Linked DNA regions of Homo sapiens: all the other regions are linked to region 1. Evidence: chromatin loops called from intact Hi-C (ENCODE). Cell type or tissue: heart right ventricle. All regions are shown on one strand. Region 1 has its middle 73 kb from the start of TOP1. Region 2 has its middle 110 kb from the start of LINC01370. Region 3 has its middle 91 kb from the start of SNORD154. Region 4 has its middle 120 kb from the start of LINC01370. Region 5 has its middle 110 kb from the start of LINC01734.

What was found. Hi-C counts contacts between places; a loop is a spot of excess contacts. Peaks named below come from ENCODE experiments on the same cell type or tissue, not always from the same donor. Only the 100,000 strongest peaks of a DNase experiment are listed, where the experiment ranks them.
Region 2: a loop joins it to region 1, with 4 times the contacts of the local background. A loop is called at or near these places in 40 of 110 quality-filtered maps.
Region 3: a loop joins it to region 1, with 2.5 times the contacts of the local background. A loop is called at or near these places in 27 of 110 quality-filtered maps.
Region 4: a loop joins it to region 1, with 4 times the contacts of the local background. A loop is called at or near these places in 40 of 110 quality-filtered maps.
Region 5: a loop joins it to region 1, with 5 times the contacts of the local background. A loop is called at or near these places in 35 of 110 quality-filtered maps.

Annotation. Positions count from the first base shown.
Region 1 is chr20:40,953,633-40,958,632 of GRCh38, forward strand. No RefSeq gene overlaps it. Among named protein-coding and RNA genes, the nearest start is that of TOP1, 73 kb to the right of the region's middle. In heart right ventricle, no CTCF peak of the experiment used is centred here; a DNase peak (open chromatin) is centred at 3,039.
Region 2 is chr20:39,892,086-39,897,085 of GRCh38, forward strand. No RefSeq gene overlaps it. Among named protein-coding and RNA genes, the nearest start is that of LINC01370, 110 kb to the right of the region's middle. In heart right ventricle, no CTCF peak of the experiment used is centred here; no DNase peak of the experiment used is centred here; H3K27ac peaks cover 660 bases.
Region 3 is chr20:40,802,637-40,807,636 of GRCh38, forward strand. No RefSeq gene overlaps it. Among named protein-coding and RNA genes, the nearest start is that of SNORD154, 91 kb to the left of the region's middle. In heart right ventricle, no CTCF peak of the experiment used is centred here; no DNase peak of the experiment used is centred here; H3K27me3 peaks cover 2,229 bases.
Region 4 is chr20:39,883,583-39,888,582 of GRCh38, forward strand. No RefSeq gene overlaps it. Among named protein-coding and RNA genes, the nearest start is that of LINC01370, 120 kb to the right of the region's middle. In heart right ventricle, a CTCF peak has its summit at 2,639 (motif pointing right); DNase peaks (open chromatin) are centred at 2,639 and 3,399.
Region 5 is chr20:39,110,034-39,115,033 of GRCh38, forward strand. No RefSeq gene overlaps it. Among named protein-coding and RNA genes, the nearest start is that of LINC01734, 110 kb to the right of the region's middle. RefSeq lists enhancers at 1-152, 2,177-2,678. In heart right ventricle, a CTCF peak has its summit at 2,205 (motif pointing right); a DNase peak (open chromatin) is centred at 2,234; H3K27me3 peaks cover 1,797 bases.

The DNA.
Region 1 (5,000 bases):
CGTGGTGCAAGCTAAGGATGAGGAAGTTGGTAGGGCTAGTCCATATAGGGCCTTGTAGGCCATAGTCAAGAGTTTGGACTATAAAAATTACTCGTGAGCTTTAGAATCTTCTCTCAGCTAGCTTTAGTTGAGATAGATTTATTGCAAAGGTGGCCCAAATTTTTTCCTTCCCTGTACCCACATCCCTTCCAATGAGACTTTACAGCTCCTCCCATCAAGAGGTGAAGTCTATTTTCCCATCCCTTGAATCTGGGCTGGCCTGGTGACTTGCTTTGCCTGATAGAATGTGCTGGAAATGACACCGTGCCAGTTCCGAGCGTGGGCCTCGAGCAGCTGGGCATGATTCTGCTGCTTTTCCTGGAACCCTGCTCAGTCACCATTAGCACAAGTTTGGCCTAGCCTGCTGGAGGGTGAGAGACCACGCAGAGCATAAATGAGTCATCCCAGTCAAGGCTGTGCTAGATCAGCCAAAAATCAGTAACACATGAGGGATCCCCAGCTGAGAGTTAGTAAAACTGTTCAGCCAAGCCCAGCAATGATCAGCAGAACCACCCAGCTGACCCACAGAATTATGAGTTACATACACAGCCATTGTTTTTAACCACAAAGTTTTAGAATGGTTTGTTACACAGCAGTAGCTAACTGATACACACATTGAGGGGTCAGGAGCATGGTAAGAAATGAGGGGGGTGGGGACAAAGAAAGGAAGAAGAATTAGGAGGAGGAGGAGAAGGAGGGAGAAAGAGACTATAGCAAGGTGTAATGCTGACACATCCAAGATGTGCACAGAGCTCTGGGAGCACCTAGGAGGAAGAACTTAGTTCTGCAGGGAAGAACGAAGAGCCACAGTCAGGAGAGGCTTTCCAGACGACAAAAAATGAGCACATGTCTGTCCAGGGAGGACAGGCGAGAGAAGAAAGAACATGGGCAAAGGCATGGAGTCATGAAAAGAGAGGAGGCTTGGTCAAGAGCAGGGAAAATGGTTGGGGCAGCCATGGGCCCTGGGCACGTGAGCATCAGCCTTCTATAGGCCATGCTAGGGGCAGAGCTAAAGGTGTAGCACCAGCTAAGGAGCACCCAGCTAGGAGGAGGCTGGAAGGACCTGATATGAACACTTGCTGTGGTTGCAGAAGATGGGGTGAGGGATTTGGACAGAGAGTTCCAGGATAGATACAACCACAGCAAGGGGGGACCAGGAAGCAGGGATCCTCAAGACCCACATAGCTCTTGGAAGTGGTGTAGGTCACAAGGGCATCTAGGACCCCACAAGCCAAGATCATTTCACGACTGTGTGGCCTTAGGCAGGTCTGTCCTCTCTGAGCCTGGCCTCTCGGAGGTTCTACCGAGGAACTCATAAATGAAGGCTGGGAAGGCACTTTGTAAACCAAACCGTGAAGCCCATGCAATTGGATGGGGTGGAGTTACTCGCATTCCTCATTCGGTGTATTTCCTCCGGTTTTATCCAAAAACGGAAGTTTTCCCAGAAAACCATGCATCAGTCAGAATCCCAAAGGAAACAGGTAGTAATTGAGGAGGGTTTAATTTTTTTTTTAAGTGAGCAAAACACCAGGATGGTGCCACACTCCATGAACAGCAACAGTGGGGAACCCTTACCACACCAAGGCCTGCAGGGACAAGGAGGAGAGCAGTTAGTGGGGGCTAGGGAGAGAAGGGGCTGCCAACAGCAGCTGCAGCTTCAGCCACCAACCTGGTGGGGAGGGAGCTGGAGAAATAAATGTCCCAAACCTCACTGTCCTCCCACCCTCCAGTCTCCGGCTAGAACCTCCCATTGGTTGAACCCATTCCAGAAGTTGGAAGCTTGTAATACACTCATAAGTCAGACCCCAGGGCCAGAGCAGGGGGAGGAGGTGGGCAGAGGACCTGGGTGAGCACAGAAAGACATCAGCACTACCTCCATAGAGGGTGTGTGGGAGGAGAAGAAAATAGGCTCTTTAAGACCTAGCAAGACATAGGCCAGGGACAGGATTCAGCGTCTCCAGAAGACCACCTCTGTGTCCAGGCCCTTCTCCAGGCTGTCTCCATTTCAGTGGTTCTCACATTGGAGTCTGGGGACCCTGGAGGCCCCTGGAACCCTTTCAGGGGGTCCACAAGGTCAAAACTGTTTTCATAATAATGCTAAGATATTATTTGCCTTTTGACTCTCATTCTTCCATGGATATATGGAGGAGTTTTCCAGAGGCTACTTGATATAGCCACAATTACCTGAAAAGACTATTAAAATCCTTCCTTCTTTTTCTAACTGCATATTGGAATGAGACCGGATTTTCTTCATACCCTTGAACCAAAACAACTTATCAGAACTTATCAGATTGAATGCAAAAGTAAATATGAGGCCAGGTGTGGTGGCTCTTGCCAGTAATCCCAGCACTTCGGGAGGCCGAGCGCGGCAGATTGCGTGAGTTCAGGAGTTGGAGATCGGCCTGGGCAACGTGGTGAAACCCCATCTCTACTAAAAATACAAAAAAAATAGCCAGGCTTGGTGGTGCATGCCTGTAGTCCCAGCTACTTGGGAGGCTGAGGCATGAGAATCACTTGAACCCAGGAGGCAGAGGTTGCAGTGAGCCAAGATCAAGCCACTGCACTCCAGCCTGGGCAACAGAGTGACACTGTCTCAAAAAAAAAAAAAAAAAAAAAAAGTAGATATGAGACTCTAAAGATTTGCAAAAAATAGAGTACAATGACACTCTTCTCACATTCTTCTTACTTTAGAAAATAGTTATTTTTCAATAAAAATGTTATTTATGTTGATATGTATTGGGCTTATGATTGTTTAAGTCAGTAAGTAAATTTTTTTTAATTTCTAATATAATAAATATTGATAGAGCTCACATAGAGAAAAAGTTCATGGTGGGGGGGGTCTTTGACAATTTTTAGGCACATAATAGGGTCCTGAAACCAAGAAGTTTGACACCACAATGCTCAGAAAAACTCTCTAAGGAAGTTCCTGGTGTCACGCTCTTGTTCGGGAAGAGGAAGCTGAGGCCAAGAGAGGGGATGACAGCTAGCCGGGGTTACACAGCTGGTTGGTGGCTCAGCTGGGATTCAAATCTGGGCTGTCTGGCACCAAAGCACGCTCACACTCTCCCCATTGCCCCTGCGGCAAGAAGCCACAGGAGCAGTGGATGGTGGAACAGCACCTGGCTTCTGCCACCTCTTCTAAGAAGGGAACTTGACAGGGATTGATTGATCTCAATGATCAGCTACAAATGGTCTCTACACGTGGCCATGTTAATCAGCTCCTACCAGCCAGGATCTGACCAGTTTGAAAGGTTTATAGCAACAATGTGGTGCTGATTTATTTCTCCTTAATAAAAAAGTGATCAAGTGAAACCTGCATCTATCATTCTATTTATCACTCGGGATGATTTATTGACTAATTACACTTGCAGTGGCCGCTGGCTCTAAGTATGGACGATGGGGGGAGGTGGGGTCAGTCCGGCCATCAGTGCTGCCCTGGACACGTCTGCCGCCTTCCGTTCCAGCCTTGCCATTCACATGTAGGCAAGAACATGCTCTCGAATATGGATGTTCAGACTCTGAAGGAAGCGGGAGAGAAGGGAGAAAGGGGTAGGTGAGAAATGGAGAGATTGTCTGGTCCCAGCCATTTGCCCCTTCCTGCCCCTTTATCCATGGAGAAGACACGGTGCAGAGAGCAGCAGGCAGGGTCGCCAGGTAAACACGGTTGCTCAGTTACTTTCAAATCTCAGATAAACAATGAACAATTTTTTAGGGTAAGAATGTCCCAAATATTGCATAGATGTCATGTAAAACCTGGCAACCCTGGCCCCAGGGCCATGAGGGACCTGGTAGAGTATTGAGCTGATGTCACTATGAGAAGTTCCAGTGTCCATAACCATAGCCCAGTCTCACTCTGCACGCTGCTCTCCCCCTGCTCAACCCATGGGCGTCCCACTAGGGGCTCTGGGAAGATGTGACTTCTCGGAGCTGGTGGGCAAATCACACAGCCTTGCTGAGCCTTATCTGCAAAACAGAGGCTCCCAGCCTGTCCCAGTTCTTCCCCTTCATGCTGCACAGGGCTGATGGGGATGGACAAGTCTGTCCCTTGCCAGCTACATGGTGGAGGGCCTATGGCAAGGGCTGCCATTGGGGCTGGCAAGACTGGGCCCCCATCCACCCTAGGAAGGTTGAGTTTCCTTTAGTCCTCTTGAAGACATAGTAACTATAACTCAAAACTTTTGTTTGTATCATTTTCCTTGAAACCTTGGCTTTGAGCTAGGAAAGGACAGAGGGTCAGCTGGCACAGCCTTTGTGGAAAAGCGCAGTGTATCTATCAAAGTTAAAAATAAGTGGATGTTGTGGCCTGTAATCCCAGCACTTTGGGAGGCTGAGGCGGGCGGACCACCTGAGGTCAGGAGTTTGAGACCAGCCTGACCAACATGGCGAAAACCCGTCTCTACCAAAAATACAAAAAAATTAGCCAGGCGTCTTGGCGCGCGCCTATAATCCCAGCTACTCGGGAGGCTGAGGCAGGATAATCGCTTGAACCTGGGAGGCAGAGGTTACAGTGAGCCAAGATTGTGCCACTGCGCTCCAGCCTGGGCAACAGAACAGGACTCCATCTCAAAATAATAACAATAATAAATAAGTGCCTGTTGTATTTAAAATAGAAGCACTATATGAGGACTTAGTAAATCAATCAACCAATAACTACCCCTTTGACATAGCAATCCCACTCCCAAGCATCCAAACCAGGGAATAACAAGGATGTTTCTATTAATACCGCCAAGTCACAAACAACCTGAAATCAATCTAAAGGGGATGAGATGGATGGACTGTGATGTAGTCAAAAGAAGACACAGAAGTCATCAGAATGAGAGAAAGATATTGCCTAACCTGCAAAGATTTCCAAGATATATTATTATTATTAATCATTATTATTATTAGAAAAAAGCAAGTTGAGAACGTTCCAGACCAGGATTCCTCAACCTTGGCACTACTGACATTTTGGGCCGGATCAT
Region 2 (5,000 bases), 1.1 Mb before region 1:
TTCTTCCATGCTGTTTCAACTCAATGACACTTTATTAGTCCATTTTATGTTGCTATAAAGGAATACCTGAGGCTGGGTAATTTACTAAAAAAGAGATTTATTTGGCTCATGATTCTGCAGCTCTAGAAGAAGCATGGCACTAGAATTTGCTTCTGGTGAGGTCTTCAGGGAGTTTCCAATCACGGTGGAAGAGGAAGGGGAGTCAGCGTGTCACACAGTGAGAGAGAAGGAAAGAGAGGAGGAGGGGTGCCACACTCTTTTAAAAAGTCAAGAGCTCATCATTACCTCAGAGGAGGGCACCAAGCCATTCATGAGGGATCCACCCACATTATCCAAACACCTCCCACTAGGCCCCACCTCCAACACTGGGGATTATATTTGAACATGAGATTTGGAGGGGACAAATGTCTAAACTATATCAGATACCATTAATAATTTTCCTTCATACTCAAATACCCTTTTCCTTGATGCTTTCTTCATCTGGTTCATTGTTGTTTTCCTTCTAATTTGCTTCTCCCAGAAAGCCTACTTTGCTATTCTGGGCAGGTGATCTCTACCATACAGTTCAATAGCACCCTAGTATGTATTCACTGCTGTGCACAGTGCTTGGCACTGTGTAGGAACTCAGTTAGACAAAATAAGGCCAGGCACGGTGGTTCACACCTGTAATTCCAGAACTTTGGGAGGCAGAGGCAGGTGGATCACTTGAGGCCAGGAGTTCGAGACCAGCCTGGCCAACTTGGTGAAACCGTGTCTCTACTAAAAATATAAGAATTAGCTGGCCATTGTGGTGCATGCCTGTAATCCCAGCTACTCAGGTGGCTGAGGAATGAGAATGACTTGAACCCTAGAGGAAGAGGTTTCAGTAAGCTGAGATTGCACCACTGCATCCAGCCTGGGTGACAGCATGAGACTCTGTCTCAAAAAAATAAAAATAAAACCAGCTGAAAAGAACTGGATAGATTAGATAGAAGAAGCTTTGAAGCAGAGGTCAAGTTCAAAGACTGTTTCTACAATGATCCTAGTAAGAACCAGGGTATGTCTGTAAACATACATGAGGGATATGAGGAAGAAAGATTGCTGAGAGATAATTCTGGCATGTGGACAGGAATTTCAGACACCAAAAAGATGGGAGGGCCTTGGATTCCACATAATCTAAGAAATACGCCCTCTGTAGTCCTCAAACATGTTTTGCAAGTGTTTGGCCATTTTTTCATAAGGGAGTTTTTCTAGTAATTGGAAAATCTATATGAGGAATTGCTTCCAGTTATTCAGCAAGTCATTTGCTCAACAAATGAACACATGCAATGTACTGTGTACTGTTGACAGTACAGCACAAGGATCCAGGGATGACTAAGGCTCCTCCCCTACCATAGAAAATCCCAGAGACCAGTAGAGGAGACAAGTGCTTGAAACAAATGACAAAAGCTACTGTGTTAAGTAGTGAATCTCCTCTTTTCCTCAGGCCCACTTTGGCCTCTGACAGCACAGGGTTGATGAGTCAGCCTCTTTTCATGTGAAAACATCTGTCTGGTCCCCCCAAAGACTTCTCTAAACATTCTTCTGATATGAGGTAATTATTTCATATTTGCTGCATTTGTTGTGAACACTGATAATCTCATGAAGATCTATTAAATGTCAACGTGTTCCTTTCTGATCTACTTAACTAGTTGATGCCATCTTTAGATGTATGTATTGTAGTAGTAGTTACGGAAGGGACTTGTAATAAACAGATGCAATGATAAATTCAGTAAAAACATAGAGAATCATTTATGTTTCTCAATTATAAGTTAAAAGGCAAAGCCTTGGTAACTGGATTTTCTTCCATTTGGGGAAAGTGTGATGTAATAATCCTTCATTTTTAAGAAATAAAGAGAAATGGGTGGTTTGTTCAGTTCTTGATATAAAGAAGTCAACTTTAAAGCAACATTTTATTAGAACCATAAGTTTTGTTTGAAAAAATTTAAAATCCAGAGTTTATTTTCCTTTGGAGTTGCTGCAGAGAGTCAACAGGAATCGAGATAATTTTTTTTCTTGTATTTGTGCTCACTTATTAAACACATATGTGAGCTAGATTCCTTGCATAGGTGCAAAAGGATTTGGAAGAGGGGGGAAGGTGCAATTTAGTTCATTGACCTGCTTCCCTGCCCTCAGGAGTCTTTCAAACAGCTGTGAGAAAGAGGAAGAGGGGAAAGGAGTAATTTTGCACTCATATCCAGATGTTCATTTCAAACGCATCCTGAACAACTTTTGCATGGTTTATTACATTTTCTGAAACCATTTTTCACAAGCCTGTTTTCTCAGCTGGGAAACTTCTGGTGTAGAATTTTCAAAAAAATATTGCATTTGGCATTATAAGAAAAAAAGAGCTTTTGAGACATTCAAAGAACAATCTGTTGGCCTTGGTCTGCAGAAGCAGGACTTCAGGAATGTAGGCATTTTGTACCACCCAAAATATAGGTAGACGAAAGATCTATTCTTAACATTTGCTTTACATGGAAGCTTGAGAGATCCTTTAGCTTGATGATTTCAATGATGTGCTATCTTAGGTTGGCCTGAAATATCACAGAAAAGAAACCTAGCTGGGGACAAACAGGACCAGTGGAAGAATCCATCTGAACCCAAACCAAACCAGAAGCTTCCACATGGCACTTCAAACACAGTAGTTCAGTTTTGCAGAACTCTGTACTATTCTAGTCCCACCCATCTTCTGAGGTAAAGTGGGAAAGAGTGGAAGAAAAATAGTTATGAATGCTAATTAATTTCTTAGAAGCCTATAGGATGCCCTTCCCATGGTTGGTCCCATCCATTCCCCTTAAGATCCAGGACCTGACAACAGAGGAATTGAGGATCTAGAACAGCCCCTAGTCCCACCGCAGAGTGGACTTGGTCTCCTGGCCAATTGCAGGCAATGAAACTCTTCCTTCTTCATCCTTTCTACATGTGGAATCAAACCTAGAAATACCCTTAGGAAGGAGTGGATGACCCAGAAAGATGAGTCCAAATGGAAAGACTAAGATCTGCTCTTAAAGAAAGGAAATCAAGCTGCAGAGGTCAAGGAAATCAGGAGAAATGATAAAGCAAAGTTTTAATGTGGAAGAAATAGAAGATCAGGGGTTTTAGAACCCAAACCAAGTCTTGGATACGTTTCTTAACCTTCCTGACGTTCAGTTTGTCCACTTTTAGAATTGAGCACGCACCTACGTCTTTATACCAGAGGGTGTCAAAATGAGAATGGAGTGGTGTGATGTATGAATATACCATAGCATACCATAGGTCCTCAATATTGTTTAGTTCTTCACACCTATTCCCCAACTTAGAGAGGTAGCACAATAACGCTAGACATCCGTATTTCTGTAAATATTTCTGTCGAAGTTCTGTGTGTGTCTCTGAGATATTAAAGATATTATCCAGTAGGCAGTTGGTTATACTAATGGTGCAGTCAAGAGAGAATCTGATTTGAGGATAGAGATCCAATAGACACAAGCACAGGGGTGATGGCCGCACACATGAGCATCTATGAGGGCACCCAAGAGACTAAAGGGAGTGAGAGGTAACAAGGACATAAAACAGAGTTCCCAGGACACCAGCCTTGGAGGGACAATCCACATAAGAGAACCCTGCAAAAACAAAGGAAAAGAACACTGAACAAAAACAATTAAAGTAGAAATTAATAAGAACAAGGCCAAGAATGCTTCTAAAAGAAATGAGAGGGAGGATTTTCTAAATTTTAAAATAAATATAACCCAAAATGTAAAATACTGTGGGAAACAATAACAGTTGTCCAAGACCACATATTGCACTATGAAATACTGGGAAGTGAAAAAAGAAGTAAAAAAATAAATAAATAAAATGTGCTAAGTTTCTCAACTAAAATAGGACTGAGTCAAAAGCTATTGTTTCTTTTTGACCTTGATAATTAGAGAAATATTGGATCAAGTACATTATTTTGCAAAATTTAGTAGAAATAAAAAACAGGATGATTCCTCCCAAATTACTGCAGGAGATTAAAGAAATCAAAGCAGAGTTCATCTAGCTAATGACAGGAAATAGGGGAAATGGTAGGAAAGCATAAAATCCAGAAAACATAAAATAAGATCATAGAAGGAAGTGCAAATGTGTCTCTTATGACATTAAATGTAAATTATAATGCCACCCTTTAATATTTAGGAACCATCAGTTCAGGTTAAAAACAAAGATGCACCTCTTCAAAGGAACAATTTTTAAAAAGTGTCTCAGAAAGTTTAAACATAATATATCTGGAAAATATGCATCAGGAAAATGTAAATAAGAACAACGGATGTGTCAGTGTTAATATCACATAGAGTAGAATCTTGGGTTGAAAAAAAAAGATACAAAACAGTACAAGAGTTCATTTATTTGTAGTTATATATTCTATTATGGATAAATAACTATGATATAGTTTGCTGTTTTTAATAACAGATAATTAAATAGATATATAAATTAATCTTTTGGAAATTCAAAGGAAAATGTTTGGGATATGTACACACATATGACTCTCAACTACATAGTAAATAGACAAAAATAAATAATAATAGATGAAGTTTTCTTAAGATGATAAGAATATACCAAACATGTATTATACCTAGAAAATGAGTACTCATCTGGCCAGCTATGTTTCAGATTTTTTTTTCCTCTGTAAATTGCAGGGAACTCTTCCCAGGAGCAACCTCATTTGCTGGGAGATGTGGTTTCCATAAGGATATGAAACTATTTCAGTATCCTGTCCTGCCATATGGTCACACTTATCTGGTGACATTCTGGACTCAGCACAATAGATGTGCCCTCACATGCAAGTATACAGCCTTTTCTAGAAAAATTTTAAATTCATTTTCTATGAATAATGTCAAGCTCTTGAGAGACTCATGAATTCTCTAGGTTCTCATTTTACAAGTCAACTCTTGGAAATATTAGTTTAATCTACTTTACTGAAAACTCTAGGAAAACTGCTCTTCAATTCTCTTTTCTAGTGAACAGCA
Region 3 (5,000 bases), 150 kb before region 1:
CTGTCATTCAGAATAAAATGCAAATTTTTCACCATGCTCACCAAGGCCCCTTTCCATTTGCCCTAGACCCAGCCCCTGTCTTATCTCTTTCTGCATCTCTTTTGATAAACACACACTCCAGTTATATCTGAGGGCAGGGACCATGCCCTCCCCTGCCAGTTCCTAGAAGAGAGAAGGCACTCATCAAGAACTGGGAAATAAGTGAATGAGGGGAAAAAATGAATGAACTGCAAGAGAGCAATGTGGGTATTTCTGGCTTAATCGTTCTCCTCCAGGTCATGGCTCAGGGCTGAGAGCCCTTCCACCTGTATCTCTGGCCTTCCCGAGATCCTTAAAGTCCTCTCCACCCAGCCAGCAGATGAAGAAAGAGAGGATGGATCTTTGCATGGGGAGCTGTAGGGTCTGGAAGCAGTGTACATCACTGCCATCCATTGTCTATCAGCCAGAATCAGACCATGGCCCCATCTAGCTGCAAGGAAAGCTGCAAGCCTAGGAGATAGAGGAATTGGGACTGGGTAGACACATGGCAGACTCTGGCAAGGCCTCAGCGTTTTCCATCCACACCTAACTCCAAACTCCACAAAAGCCTCCTCAGCACTTCACCAGAGTGGACTCTTCTTCTCTCCCCTGCCTCCTTGTCCACAGCCCTCTAGCCCATTTTCTCTGCGTCTTGACCTTTCCCAATGTAAAACTGTTCTTATCTGTGTCATAAGAGGTGGGAGGTAAGGGAGAGAGCAGCAGCATCATTTCCTTGGAGGGCAAGGCATGAACTATCCCCCTCCGCACCCTCCCCCTGCCCACTCCCAACACAGCTGTCTTAGTCCATTTAAGCTGCTGTAACAAAATACCATCAACTCGGTGGCTTATAAACAACAGAAATTTATTTCTCACCGTTCCGGAGGCTGGGAAGTGCAAGGACAAGGTGCCAGCAGACTGGGTGTCTGGTGAGGGCCTACCTCCTCATTGACAGTGACTTCTCCCTGTGTCCTGACATGGTGGAAGGGGTAAGGCAGCTCTCTGGGACCCCTCTTATAAGGGTGATAACCCCATTCATGGGATTATCATGAAGTCTCCACCCTCATGACCTAATCACTTCCCAAAGGCCCCACCTCCCAATGCCATCACCTTGGGCGTTAGGATTTCTAAACATGAATTTGAGGAGTGGAGGGACACAAACATTCAGACTGTAGCAGCAGCCAGGTGTCAGGTGGGCACACAGAGGAGTTCTTTGCAGCTTCCCTCACACCAAGGTCTACATGTGTCTAGACCACATCACCAGCCAGACTGGCCACATCAGTGTAGATATGTGTTGCACAAGAATGTCCACTTTCTACCAAGAGGCATGGGAGGTTGGCTGACCCTTCCCCACATGCCCTGACAGCCCCGCTGATAAGAGGGAGCGGAGGGACTGAAATTTCACTTTCTCAGAAACAGCGGATTCAGCAACTGTGGCTGCTACAGGAGACACAGATCTGCACCAGCTTAATTTCTCTCAGCCTTTATCACCATACACAAAGCAAGAGCTATTATGCCCTGTCCGGCGGCCAAGGACTCACCTCGTCTGGCATTGGGGAAATGATATCTTAGCCTGCAGGGCCCCAGACAGCTTCTTCTTCCAACACTATTGTGGCTGGAACCCTCACCTGCCCGGGGGAAGCTGTTCCCATGCAGGATAGACACCATTCTTGCCATGTAGGGCTCCTGGAGAAGTCTCTTCTAGAAACTGAGCCAGCTTTGGGCCCCATAGAGAGGACTGTAACAGAGCTAACATATTCTGGAGACAAACCCCCATCTCCACACTTGCCTGAGCCCTGAGAAGTTGGGGGGAAAAGCCTCTCCAGGAGCTCCTGGAATAGTTTGAGCTGCTGCTGAGAAGGAATGACTGCCTTCCGGGGGGGATTTAGTCTCCACACTTGGCGATCCTGAGTCCGTATTAAAAATGCAAGACTCTAGTCAGAGCCTACCAGATCCTGCCAGCCTTGGTTGGGACCCTGAGGCTGGGTGAAGGAAGGTGAGGGGAATCAGGGAGACAGGGAGGAAGGATGGTGCCTCCAGCACCACCTATCCACAGCTGATCTCCTGCCTCCAGGACTCCATCTCAATCTGGGGCTGAGCTTCTGGCTCCTACTGTCAGGGATCCCTGAACAGTCCATATATTGTGTGCAGCTCACCTTTGCCCTAGCCCCTCCTCACTCCCATAATCCAAATCCATCTTCTCCTCCACCACCCTGTCCTTTCCCTACAGCCTGAGAAAGGACCCTCAGTTTACCTGGTCTGAGGCATCCTCCTTCTTATAGCTTCAGGCGAGGATCCATAGGGCCTGTCTGTTCAAACCCACTTACCGAGTCCCCTGAAAAGTCCTAAATATTTTTATTTCTTCATTCCTTTGACAAACCCTCTCTGAACCCCTAATTTGTACACAGCCCCATGCTCAGTTCTGAAGGTAAAAATCTACCAGTACCTACTCTCTGCCCTCCAGAAGCTCTTAAACTCAAAGAAAGGAGATAAATGCAAAAACAGTGACATTAATGAAGTCGTGTTCAATATTTTTTGAGCACCTACTATGAGCCAGACCCTGTAAAATATGCACCACAATATAAAGATGAATATGACTCAGTCTGTGGAGAAGAAACGTCAGTATACTATCTCTCATTCTGCTGCAAGTTCATCCCAAGAAACTATGGAGAGCAAAAACCACCCTTGCTCCAAAACCTTCCAGGGGGTTGTTTGTCTGAAGCATGGAAGACATTTTCTGATGGTTGGGAGTTTTCTAGCAGTGCTGTTGGTGCCTCACTTGTGTCTGTAAACATCAAAGCTTCTTACTGCAAGTACTTGAGATGCTCTCCTGCGCATCTTCCCTGGCCTAGGTAGGGTAGACCAGAAGAACCAGAGAATTTATGTCCCTCCCACCCCAGACCAGCCCTCAACCAGTGATGGGAGGAAGTTAGCAACTAAGTGTTCCAGCTTAATCTCTCCCAGTGGCAGAGGGCTAGGGCAACTCTGAGGTGTGTTCTGCCTTGCAGTCCCCAGCAAGATGGTGTCCCAGTTGCCCAAAGCAACAACCTGCTCATTAATTCACCTTATATTGGCTTCCATTCCTTCCCTGTCTTACTCACAACTCCCAACCCACGCTTCCTGGGATCACCTTCCAAATAAACCCCTTGCACCTGAATTCTTCTGTCAAGGCTGCTGTGGGAGGAGCCCAGCCTAAGGAAGATTCTGAAGGCGTCCCCACATCCTGGTCTCCACCCACATGGTTCTCTGCCCCAGCGGGCTACATTCTCTTCCTTAAGCACACCAAAGGCATTGCCTGAGCTTGGACTGCACTGTGGATCCAACCTGGAGCCTCCACCCCAGCCCCTCCATACACCACTTGCAAACACTACTCAAAGAATCCTGTAGGCTGAGAGAGCTAGCTCATGCCTGTAATCCCAGCACCTTGGGAAGCAAAGGTGAGTGGACCACTTGAGGTCAGGAGTTTGGGACCAGACTGCCCAACAAGGTGAAACCCCGTCTCTACTAAAAAATAAAAAATTAGCTGGGCATGGTGGTGATGCCTGTAATCCCAGCTACTTGGGAAGCTGAGGCAAGAGAATTACTTGAACCCAGGAGGCAGAGGTTGCAGTGAACCAAGATCGCCACACCATTGCACTCCAGCCTGGGCGACAGAGTGAGACTCCATCTCAAAAAAAAAAAAAAAAAAAAAAAATCCTCTATTTCCTCTAAGGCAAGTTCAACTTCTGTTGCTTCCACAGAGCCATTCCAGCCACTCCTGCCCTGGAGCAGTAATGCACATGTATATTTGTAGGTGTGCACTTATCATCTCTCCCCCATCCCAGCATGCTGAGAACGCTAACCCTTGCTGCATAGATTGAAGAAAGACACAGGGATAGTTGTGGGGCGGTGTGGGGGTGGGGGTGAAAATGCTGAGAAACATGTGATTTCTTTACTTCTAAAACCCTTTCTTGAGGAAGAGAAAAGGATAGATTTAGGAGAGGGAGAGAAGGGGCCAGAGCCAGAAAGGGTTCAGTTTGAGAAAGAATTGGGAGGTGGTGTGTGGGTGAATGGGAGATGAGGCGGAACAAGAGGAGTCAGGGATCATTCTCAGCCTGAAATGATTGGCTTTGGGGAGAAAATGAATTTTTTTTTAAGTTTTGCCTCCTGTGAAGCCAGCCTCTCTTTGCTACTTTTTGAGGCTTCCATAAAAAGATCCTCTTTTTTTGTGGACGTTGGCAATGCCACGGTCACAAAACGGGTCAGCTTTATGCGACCCCACATCTTGAAATCTTTAAATGGAGGTTAAAATCTCTATTTTCACCAGAAACAGAGGCCCAATCTTCCCCAAGTTCCTAATGACTTCACTGTCCAATTGTCCTGCCTCCCTCTTTCCTGAGCTGAGGGACAGGAGGGGCAGTGGGTGTCCTGGGCGCATGTCCATTCTCCTCAAGCCGGAGCCAGCGACGCCCACACCCTCCCAGCCCCTGGTCCCAGCCCTCTCCCACCTCACCCTGAGTCTGACAAGCCACCCTAATGGATTGACCGTGGCCTCTGCTGGAGGGGCTAAATATAAAACTTTCCTGCGCTCCTCTTGTCAAAGTTAAAAGCTTTTCATGTCTGTGTTAATGTTTTTTTCTGTCTGCTGGCTCCAGTGACAGATGCGGCATCTTGTGCTGAGTAACTGGAGAGTGAATGGCTGGCAGGGGCCGGGGAGGTAGCGGTAATTTATCTCCAAGAGTTTAAGCAGGATGACATGGCTGGGAACAGAAGGGGGGTGAGGTTGTCACCTGATTACTAATTCCAAGATTTCTCCTCCAAGAGGGAAAAGGAGTGAGCGAGGATGAAGGGTACAAAAAGCAAATCAATAAACAGGTTAGCGTCTGCGTCATTATTAACTCTCAGCCTGTCAGCACCCCACTGAAGCGATCGCTTGAGGCGGCCTCGGATTTAATGGTCAGTGCAATAGATTTACTGTAAATGTTATCAGAGGCAAGGGCGGGGGC
Region 4 (5,000 bases), 1.1 Mb before region 1:
GGTAATGCTTTTGAGCTTCCTGGTGGCCAGAGTTAAAAGAAAAGTCTAACAAAAAGAGGAAATAGAATGATTTTTAGGGAGAAATAATATATTATTTTTCATTTTATGTATCTTGCCACAGATACAGTTGAAAAGAAATATATTACATAAAACCTTCTAATGGGGGCACTAATAGGTACAATGGAAAACGCCCTCTGCAGCAACGTTAAAACTAAGACAAAATTGGTTTTTAAATGTTTGTTTGATAAATCAACTTTGATGTTTAATAAAGAACTAGGGTACATAGAAATTATTCAAAAATTAGTTGTTGAATGAATGATTAAAAAGATTTAAAAGTGTTCATTTTATTTAATGACCCGATAACTTCTGATGGAATTAACCAGACACTATTTCCTGGAGTGATGGTAATGAAAACCAAATTGGAGTAAAGTTCTTGGAAATGGATGTAGTGATGCAGACACCTTTTTGAGAATGCTGCTGTTAAAAAAACACAGAAAAATAGAGGAAAGTAAAATCAAAGATTTTTTTTTTTAAGAAAAGAGAGATTTGAGCAGATGATATTCTGGGAGGATCCACTGTAGAAAGAGTGCAAAGTTAGGGATGAAACAAAGTTGAATGGCATCTAGAGCACAGGTGGGTGGAGGAACTGGCCTCAGACAGAAATATGGAACCTCTTAGAGTTGCTTTTGATCTGGGTTTGGTAGCATTACCTGCATTGTATTTCCACCAATGTGAACAATTTTATGATTTTTTAAATGAGTTATACTGAACTTTGCTTTCAGATGCCGTTAGGGAAACTGTGGGAAAAGCAGCTAATATTCTCTCTCCACCCTCCTTCAAATGGGGCCATTTTCTATTCCCTTTTAATAGTTGAATGATTTATAATAAGGGAAACTGTGGGAAAAGCAGCTAATATTCTCTCTCCACCCTCCTTCAAATGGGGCCATTTTCTATCCCTTTTAATAGTTGAATGATTTATAATAAGCATATATTACTTTTTAAGTAAAAATAAGTCATAATAACATTGCCAAAAAAATTTCTTCAAATGATATGTTCCCCTTTGAACATAGGTTTGTGTATTCTCTCATTTGTTTGAGAAAGGCCAATGACCTCAGATAATCCTTGAAGTTAGCACTGATTTTCTGCTTAAAGATGGCATTGTTTTGAATTGTCTAACAATGGGTAATCTAAATATTATTTATTTTATGTTTTTGGATATAAGTTTTAGGAGAATTAAAATACATGAAAACTATGATTGAATATAGGAAGACAAGTTGTATAGTATTTATAGGAGAAAATTCCAGCAATAGTCTCAATTGTTTGAGACTTCTCACTTTGTGATAAAAATTGCTCCTGTCATCACTGTCACTGATCTTATAGACAATAATTTTATTTTCATTTTTAGAGACAGGGTCTTGCTCTATTACCCAGGCTTGAGTGCAGTGGCATAAGCATAGCTCACTGCAACCTCGAACTCCTGGGCTCCAGCAGTCCTCTTGCCTCAGCCTCCCAAGTAGCTAGAACTATAGACACATGCCACTATGCCTGGATAATTTTTTTTGTAGAGACAGGGTCTCGCTATGTTGTTCAGGCTGGTCTTGAAATCCTGGGTTCAAGCAATCCTCTCACCTCAGCCTCCCAAATTGCTGGGAATACATGCATAAACCACAGTGCCCAGCCAGGGTCTTTAGATTAGGAGATTTATATTATTTCAAACAGCAAAAATACGCTTGACTACAGACAAAACTGAATTTTAATTAAATCCAAAATGGATCATTGAAAATTTGTTTATTTTTTCTGTACACACACACATACATACATGTCAACACAGGGGCATAATTTATCTTCCAATTGTGCTACTTTTTACAAAAATAGTAAGAACCAAATGTTTAAGAGTGATTTATATTTTCAGTACTGATCTGTATGTTTTGTTCCATGAAAACTATGAAAAATTTTGCAGTTTCAAATCTCAAACTTTTCTGAGTAATGGGTATAGTGAAATTCTTCCATGGTCATGTTAAATGTTTGGGCAAAAGCAGAACATGCTTGAAGGGATCATGCTGTATAAATGTTCTTCTTTCTTTAGATGCTGCAGTAAGCCTATCTCTGCTTCTCAGCTAGTTTTAGAAGTGGCATTCTTACCATCCTCAGAACAATACTCAGATAGGTAAGTGGAGGAAGCTGCCTACAGCAAGCAAGAGTTTTAGTTGACCTTACAGAAGAAGAGTACTGCTGGTCTCCCATCCCTTCCCTGTTTGTCTAAGACTCTGAAATTAAAGGCTGATAGAGTGTGTTTCTTGTTGGATGCACGGCGAAGTTCATCATGTTTAGCCTACCTGCCACTGGGCAACCTAAAACCAGGTATCAGAAGAAAATAAATAATAATCCTGGCGGAGAAAAGTGAAGAGAGGAAACTAGTGAGAAAGTTGTGTGCACAGGTGTGCCTATGTACTTGTGCATGTGAATACCAGTGGGTTGTTTGTTGCAGACAAATGTCAGTTTAATAGGCACATGGCAGAAATTCCTACCACATGAGTTCTCTTTCAGTTTGCTATGGAAGACACAAAAACCCGTGAGCCCATCTTACTGGAATGCAAACGCCCTGAGAGCCTGGCACGTAATAGCTGCTCAGCAGGGGGCAGTGTGACACAGTCATTAAGAACTTGAAGATGCTGCTCCCTCTGGGCCTCCTCTTCCTCATCTGTAACATGGGAGAATCAGTCTTTTCATACAGAGTCCTGTACCGTTTAAATTAGATAATAGATTCCTAACCATGGGACAGAGTAAATATTCAACAAATAGTAACTTTTGTCATTTCTACTTTTTAAATTCCCGTTACAAAATATCTCCCTCCAAGTTAGAATGCTCATTCAAATTTCATAACTGTGTATCTTTGTCTGGGAGGTCAGGGAACGCCTCCAACTCAAAATATCTAAAAACTAACTCATGGCCACCCTGACCTCCCTGCCTGGTGTTTGTTCAGAGATCCCTGTTTCAGAGAACAACATCCAGTTGTTTTATAAACGGTTTGTCATCCTTAACACCTCCCTCTCCCCTACTCCTGCCATGCTAATGTGAGTTCTTTTGATTTAATCACTTAACTCCCTCTTGGAACTCCCCATTTCTTCCCATTGCCCCATCACCTCCACAGTGTAAGCAGCCCGTCTCTACCATTGAAGACTGCAGTGCAGTCCTAACTGGCCTGTTCCTCACATCCTCTCTTGCCCTCCTCCAATCTGTTTCCACATGGCAGAAAGACCACTCGTGCAGGAACAGAAATCTGGCCCTGCTGCCTCTGCTTCAAAACCTGCATCACTTCCCCGGATTCTTAAAATGAAGACCAACATACTTCCACAATCACTCCAGCTTCAGCTGGAGTCAAGCCCCTCCTCCCCCTCCTTTCTTCTCTGGACTCCACTCACACCAGATTTGTTTCAGTTCCTCAAAAGAGCATGGATTCCCCTGGTCACAGGACCTCAGTGCCAGCTGGGCTTCCATTCCCTGTCACACCCTTGAATCTGGCTAACCCTATGTACCCCTCAGTTTTGTTGCTTCTTCAGAAAAACCTTTCTGAGTAGAACCATCTCCCTTTTAATATGTCCTCACAGTACTTGTACCTCTCTCTCTCTTTTTTTTCTTTTTCTTTTCCTTATTAAATTTTATTTTAAGTTGTGGGGTACATGTGAAGGGTGTGCAGGTTTGTTACATAAGTAAGTGTGTGACATGGTGATTTGCTGCACCTATCAACCTACCACCTAGTTATTAAGCCCAGCATGCATGAGTGTACCTCTCTTTTAGAAGTGTTTATCACTGTTAATATGTAACATATATTTTGGTAGTTATTTGATTCATATATGTTTCCCCATCAAGGTATAAGCTTCATAGGGCCAGAGGTGAGAGGTGGGGACAGAACTCATAGTTGTTCACCTTTGGATCAACATTTTCCAGTGTAATAATAGATGCTCAATGTGTGTGTATTTGTGTGTGTGTGTGTGTGTGTGTGTGTATGTGTAAGGATAACAGCTCTCTTTTGTACCCCAGGACTCACCCAAGGTTTTCTTACTTTTTGTTTGTTTTGTTCTGTTTTTTCGAGATGGGATATCACTCTGTCACCCTGCCTGGAGTGCAGTGGTGTGATCTCGGCTCACTGCAACCTCTACCTCCCAGGCTCAAGCTATCCTTCACCTCAACCTCCTTAGTAGCTGCGACTATAGGTGTGCGCCACCTCTCCTGGCTGATACGTTTGTATTTTGGGGAAAGATGGGTTTTGCCATGTTGCCAAGGCTGGTCTCAAACTCCTGAGTTCCAGTGATCTGCCTGCCTTGGCCTCCCCAAGTGCTGGGATTACAAGCATGAGCCACAGCACCTGGCCTTCATCAAAGGCTTTAATTCACTGACTCCCTCCATCTGTAGTTTAGCTATGTAAAACCCTGTGAAATCAAGGATTTCAATATGTATGTAATGACAATGTAAAGCCAAATGATAATTGGAAGAAACTATTCTCTGACTTTGTTTTGGGGTCCTTTTGTTCAGCAAAGGCCTTTAGCACATGCTGTCTAGGGCCCAACTTCTCTCTATTTCAAACTGAATTCAGACTCCATACCACCTAAAAATCATAGACTCCTGGAGTGGAAAATCAGAGGTAGGAAATAATTAGTGAGAGAAACTGTATTAGTCAATAACTTTCTCTCTCTCTGTGACTGAAGTAGGAAACAGACCTGAGGCTTCCTTTAAACCAAGTATCAGGTGCTGAGTTCCAGCAAGGACCAGAAACCAGGTAGAAACCCCAAGTCAGAAAATAACTCAAAGAAGGCATTTATATACTTTCTGAGACAGTGGTATAGGGTGCACAAGAGAGGGAGAAAAGCTGATAATTTAGAGGGCTTTGATTCAAAGGGTTGCTTAAGAGTATTATGTAAGCGTCAACCCAGCTGCCTAGGTGGCAGGCTGAAGGTCGTTTCTGGAAAGTTTTACAAACTTTGGGAATGAATTCCTCTTGA
Region 5 (5,000 bases), 1.8 Mb before region 1:
AGGAAGTGTTGGGAGAAGGCCAGGTGGCTGGTACTGAGGTACCCACGCCTGCTTCCTCTGCCAGGAAGAGAGACCCCCCACTAAGGTAACTGTGAGAAGTAGGGCACTGTCTCCCTCCCTCCCTCCCTCCCTCTTTCCCTCTTTCCCTTTTTTTCCTTTCTTCCTTCCCTCGTTTCCTCCCATTTTCCCCCTCCCTATTTCCATTCCTTTTTTCCTTTCCTCCCTCCCTCCCTCCCTCCCTCCCTTCCTTCCTTCCCCCTTTCTCTCCCTCTCTTCCTTCCTTTTTGCCCTCTGTCCTTTTTCCCTTCGGTCCTTCCTTTTTTGTTCATTTCTGCACTCCCCCTCCTCCCCTTCCTTTCCTTCTCTCCTCTTCTCTTCCTTTCCCTCTCTCCTATTCTCTCCCTTCCTCCTTTCCCCCTCTTCCTTCTCTCCCACCTCCCTTCCTTCCTGTTTTCCTCATTTGCATCCCTGCTTCCCCTGTGCTCTCCCTCCTGTCCTCCCTCCTCTTTTCTTGTCTCTTTCCTTTCTCTTCCCCTTCTTCCTCTCTCCTCTTCCTTCCTCCCTGCTCGCACCATGCCACTCAATGCTCCAAGCTGGACACAGCTGCAGGGAAATAGCCTCAGCCCTGGCCCCCAGGAGCTTCCACCTAGTGGGAGCCAGGCAGGTGGACAGGTGATGATCCTGTCACGTGATCCACATGCTAATGAAGATCTGGGCTGGTCTCCTGGGAGCTTTGCTGGGTCTGGAGGGGTAGAGAAAGCCCTCACAGAGCAGGAGACCTCTGGCCTGGGTCTGATAGTTTCTCTGGCTGAGTCAAAAGAAAGGGGCATTGTAGGCAGAGGGAAGAGCTTGCACAAAGTAGGGGGACATGGTCAATGAATTCTTATGCAAATTTGGAATTGGACAAGCCTAGGCTTGAGCCACTGTCAGTATAACCTCTGCCCAATCATTTCAGCCTCTCTCAGCTTCTCATCTGTAAAATGGGGTATGTTAGTACTCATGATGCCCTGGGATGTTTGGGGAACAGAATTAGCTCTTGCATCTGAAAATATCTAGCACTATGTGTCTTATCACATTTTACCCTCATGTCAACCTGGGGGGCCGGGTACAATTATATCTTAATTTTACAGTTCTGGAAATGGTGGCTCAGAGAAGTTGAGCAGCCTGTCCAAGTTCACACAGCCAGGTAGATTGAAGACACAAATGTAGGCAGCCTGATTCCCAAGCCCGAGTGTTTAATAACAATCTCTCCAAAGTCAGCACATACACTTGGAATAAAACTAACACATCAGGTGCCTGCTCTGTAAAATGAGGTTGCACAAACCTGGCAGGATGACAGGGATAACTCTCCAGAGCTGGAGGGGCCATGGGGGATGCACTTTTGATTTTTATGGCTTCTCAGGGTCCCACCAATTGTACTGTCTTAGCCTGTGTCTGGTTGGTGCAGGAAAAAGGAGGATGGGCAGTGGAGCAGGAGGAAGAAGGGGGAGGAAGAGCGAGGGAGGAGGGTGCATTGGAGGGAGCAGGAAGAGGAGGAGAGGGAGGAGGGAGAGGGGAGGAAGGAGGGGGGAGGAGGAGGATAGAGAGGAGAGGAGGAGGGAAAGGGGAGGAGGAAGGGGAGGAGGAAGGGGGAGGGGAGGGAGAGGAGGGGGAGGAAGAGTGGGAGGATAGAAAACGGGAGGAGGGGAAAGGGAGGAGGAAAAGGGGAGGAGGAGGAGGGGCAGGGGGAGGAAGAGGGGAAGGGAAGGAAGGGAAGGAGGGAGGGGAAGGGAAGGAGGAGGAGGAACTCTCTGACCCTACTCCCGAATCTGATTCTGTCCCTCTTTTCCAGTTCCCTGCACTGAGGTGTTGGAAATCCAGCTTTCCAGTGGAGGCTGCCTGGGTTTCCATCCTTGTAGCTGTGCTTTTTCTGTTCCTCTGGGACTTTTCTTCCCTTGACCCCCTTTCTTTCAGGAGCTCTTGGTCTTGTCTGAACAGCTTTTGTCTAAGAAGCCTCACAGACTGCCCTGGGCACCCTTTCCTTCTCCTTGCTCTGGCCTCTACTGTCAGTCTCTCCTCTCTGTTCTCCCTCTCTTCCCATCCTTCCAAGAAGGTGAACCGTGGGACTTCTGAGGTCTAAAGAAGGGTCCTGGATAGGGACTTTAGGAGCCCAGACCGGATGGTCACTGGAGAGGGACCCTTTTGTCATTATGTAGACTGGCCACACGATGGCTCCCTGGGACCGTCAAGCACCTGCCCAGTCTCTTCAGTGGGCCTCTGGTCGCCCTGGTGATTATTCTTTCCCTTAAATGTTCCACACGCACCTCTTCCTTATCTCTGTAGCTGGGCAGCCAACTTCTGGGTTTCCTGCTCACCCTGGGTAGAGAGATCCCAGTCACTGGGGCTTGCGTTAGAGAGGAGTGGAGTGGGGAGAAGAGCAGGAGGGGAGCAGAAAGAGAAGTGAGGGGCTTGCCAGGGGGCTAGTGGCTGAGCAGCTGTAGGAAGGGACTTCGTGGAGTTACTGATGGGCTCAGCCACCAGGAGCTGGGCTCTGGGGAATCTTTAGGAGTGAGAAACAGAGCCTGGATGTCCATTCCAGGGCCCCAAACACAAGGCTCACTTCCTGGAAGCATGAGGACTGGAGGTGACACAGAAAAGGCTGGCGTGAACTTCCAGACACCTGAGGAGCAAGAGCTCAGAGTTCCAGCTGGAGGTGGCCCGGACTGCAGACTTGGCCATGGCCAGTGGTGGCCCTTCCCGGACATGGCTTGGAGCTGATGGAGCTGCTGTTTGGGACAGCAGGATGTGGCTTGACTCGGGCACTGAAAAACAAGGCTGGCTTTTATGAAAAACAAACAAAAACTCAGGTGACCAGAGTTTCACGCATGCTCAGAAAGCAGTGGCAAGTTAGGATTATAATAATAATGTTATAACAATAATAATGTTATAACAATAATAATGACAGTAGCAAATAACCATCTTTTTGAGGATTTATGGAACATGTCAGACACTGCTTTTTTTTACATGGGTTGTTTTGTTTACATGGATTACCCCATAGGGGAGGTAATAGAAGGGGATTTATAATGACAGTCAAACCTGAAAAGGAGACACTTTGTTTTAGCACAACAAGACCCAGGGTACCTGCAGGCTGGAGTGTGGCTTTCTCATGGGCTCCAGGTGATTGCAGGGATGGAGAGAGAAACTCGTCCATTTCACTTGCAGGGTACACAGGGACTTGCCATCACAACCTTTTTCATTTCCAACCATTTTCTTCCTGTTGGAAGGAATATTCCTCAGCTGAAGTTGGATCTGATTTAATAAGGCAATAACCAGAGAAATGCATTTCAATTGATTATTAAGCATTTGTTTATTAGGACTCAGTAGCTCTGACCCAAATAGCTGCTAAGCAGTCATTAAACATCAAAGAAGATGTTTCTGTTTATATATTTTGTTTATTTACCGTCATGAACAAACATTATTGCATCAATTAAATGTCGATTAGGGGGTCTATGGTTTGAATTAGATTATACACATAGTGTCAAATCATTTTCGTGTCTCTTTCTGAGATATAATCTATTTTTGTTTTAGTATCTAAAAGGATTCCATCTAAGTGTTAGAAGCTGTGGCCGGCAGGGGTTACGGGGTGGCTTCTGAGCACTTCTAAAGCTGATGTTTCCTTTTTTGGAGTTTGCAGCCTGGATCCCTGTGACAGCCTGGAACTCCTGATCCATTCCTCATTGATCATTCATGAAGGGGCCATTTCTCTGCGATTCTTTGCTTTTTTGGGCATTAATTTTCTAGAAAACAAAACAACACAACAATAACTCTAACCTCCATCATAAAACCCTTAGATATTTATCTCCAAGGCAGCTAAACTGAGTTGTGGAAATGAAATTAAGTTCTCCATTAATGCTGCTTCAATTAAGCAGCATTGAAATCAGGAATGGTGTGCTTGAAAGAATATATGATTTTCCTAGTCACAGTCTAGAAGCATTGAAATAACATATCTTAATATATTTTTATTCAAAAAAATTGGATAATTTTCTAATTATATGAGACAACTATGTGTATTTATAAAATCACATATAAACCTGAGCTTAATTTTTTTTAAATTGATAAAATTATATATATTTATCATGTACAACATGATATGTATACATTGTGGAATGGTGAAGTTGAGTTAGCATCCTGGCTTTTTAAGTCAGAGGAGAGGGGACCCGCAGGAGGACCCTGGCTGAATTGGGCCCCATCAGACCCAGAATGGAACCCCCCCGGTCCCCAGAATTTGTCCTCCTGTTGTACTCAGTGCGTTGGTGGAAGCAGAACTCCCCATGGGAACAGGCAGACCTAGATTTTCTGGGGTGGGAGGGGAAGGTAAAGGTGCAACAAATTGAGATTTCTCCCTGCCCTAACTCCCAACCCAGCCCAGAAAAGAACTTTGAGTGAGGCCAGCAGTGGGGAGGCTGAGCTCTGGCAGCCTCAGGGGTCAGTCCTGCAGGGTAGCGTGCGGGGATCTGGCTCTAGCCACATGGGGGCTGGCATGGATGCCATGAGGCTCAGCTACCCCTCTCCTTCCACCTTGTTCTTTCTGGGCAGGGGCAGCCCTCCAGATCCCAGTCAGGGTTTATCCAGGGGTAAAGGAGAGAAAGAAAGGTGAGAGTGAAGAGGAGAGTCCAGGTGAGTGAGGGAACAGCTTGAAGAGGCCAGCCATTTGCATATTAAAGAGCCTCTCGGCTGGATGTGGTGGCTCACGCCTGTAATCCCAACACTTTGGGAGGCTGAGGTGGGTGGATCACGAGGTCAGGAGATGGAGACCATCCTGGCCAACATGGTGAAACCCCATCTCTACTAAAAATACAAAAATTAGCTGGGTGTGGTGGCACACACCTGCAATCCCAGCTACTCAGGAGGCTGAGGCAGGAGAATTGCTTGAACCCAGGAAGCAGAGATTGTAGTGAACTGTGATCAAGCCACTGCACTCCAGCCTGGGCAACAGAGCAAGACTCCATCTCATTTAAAAA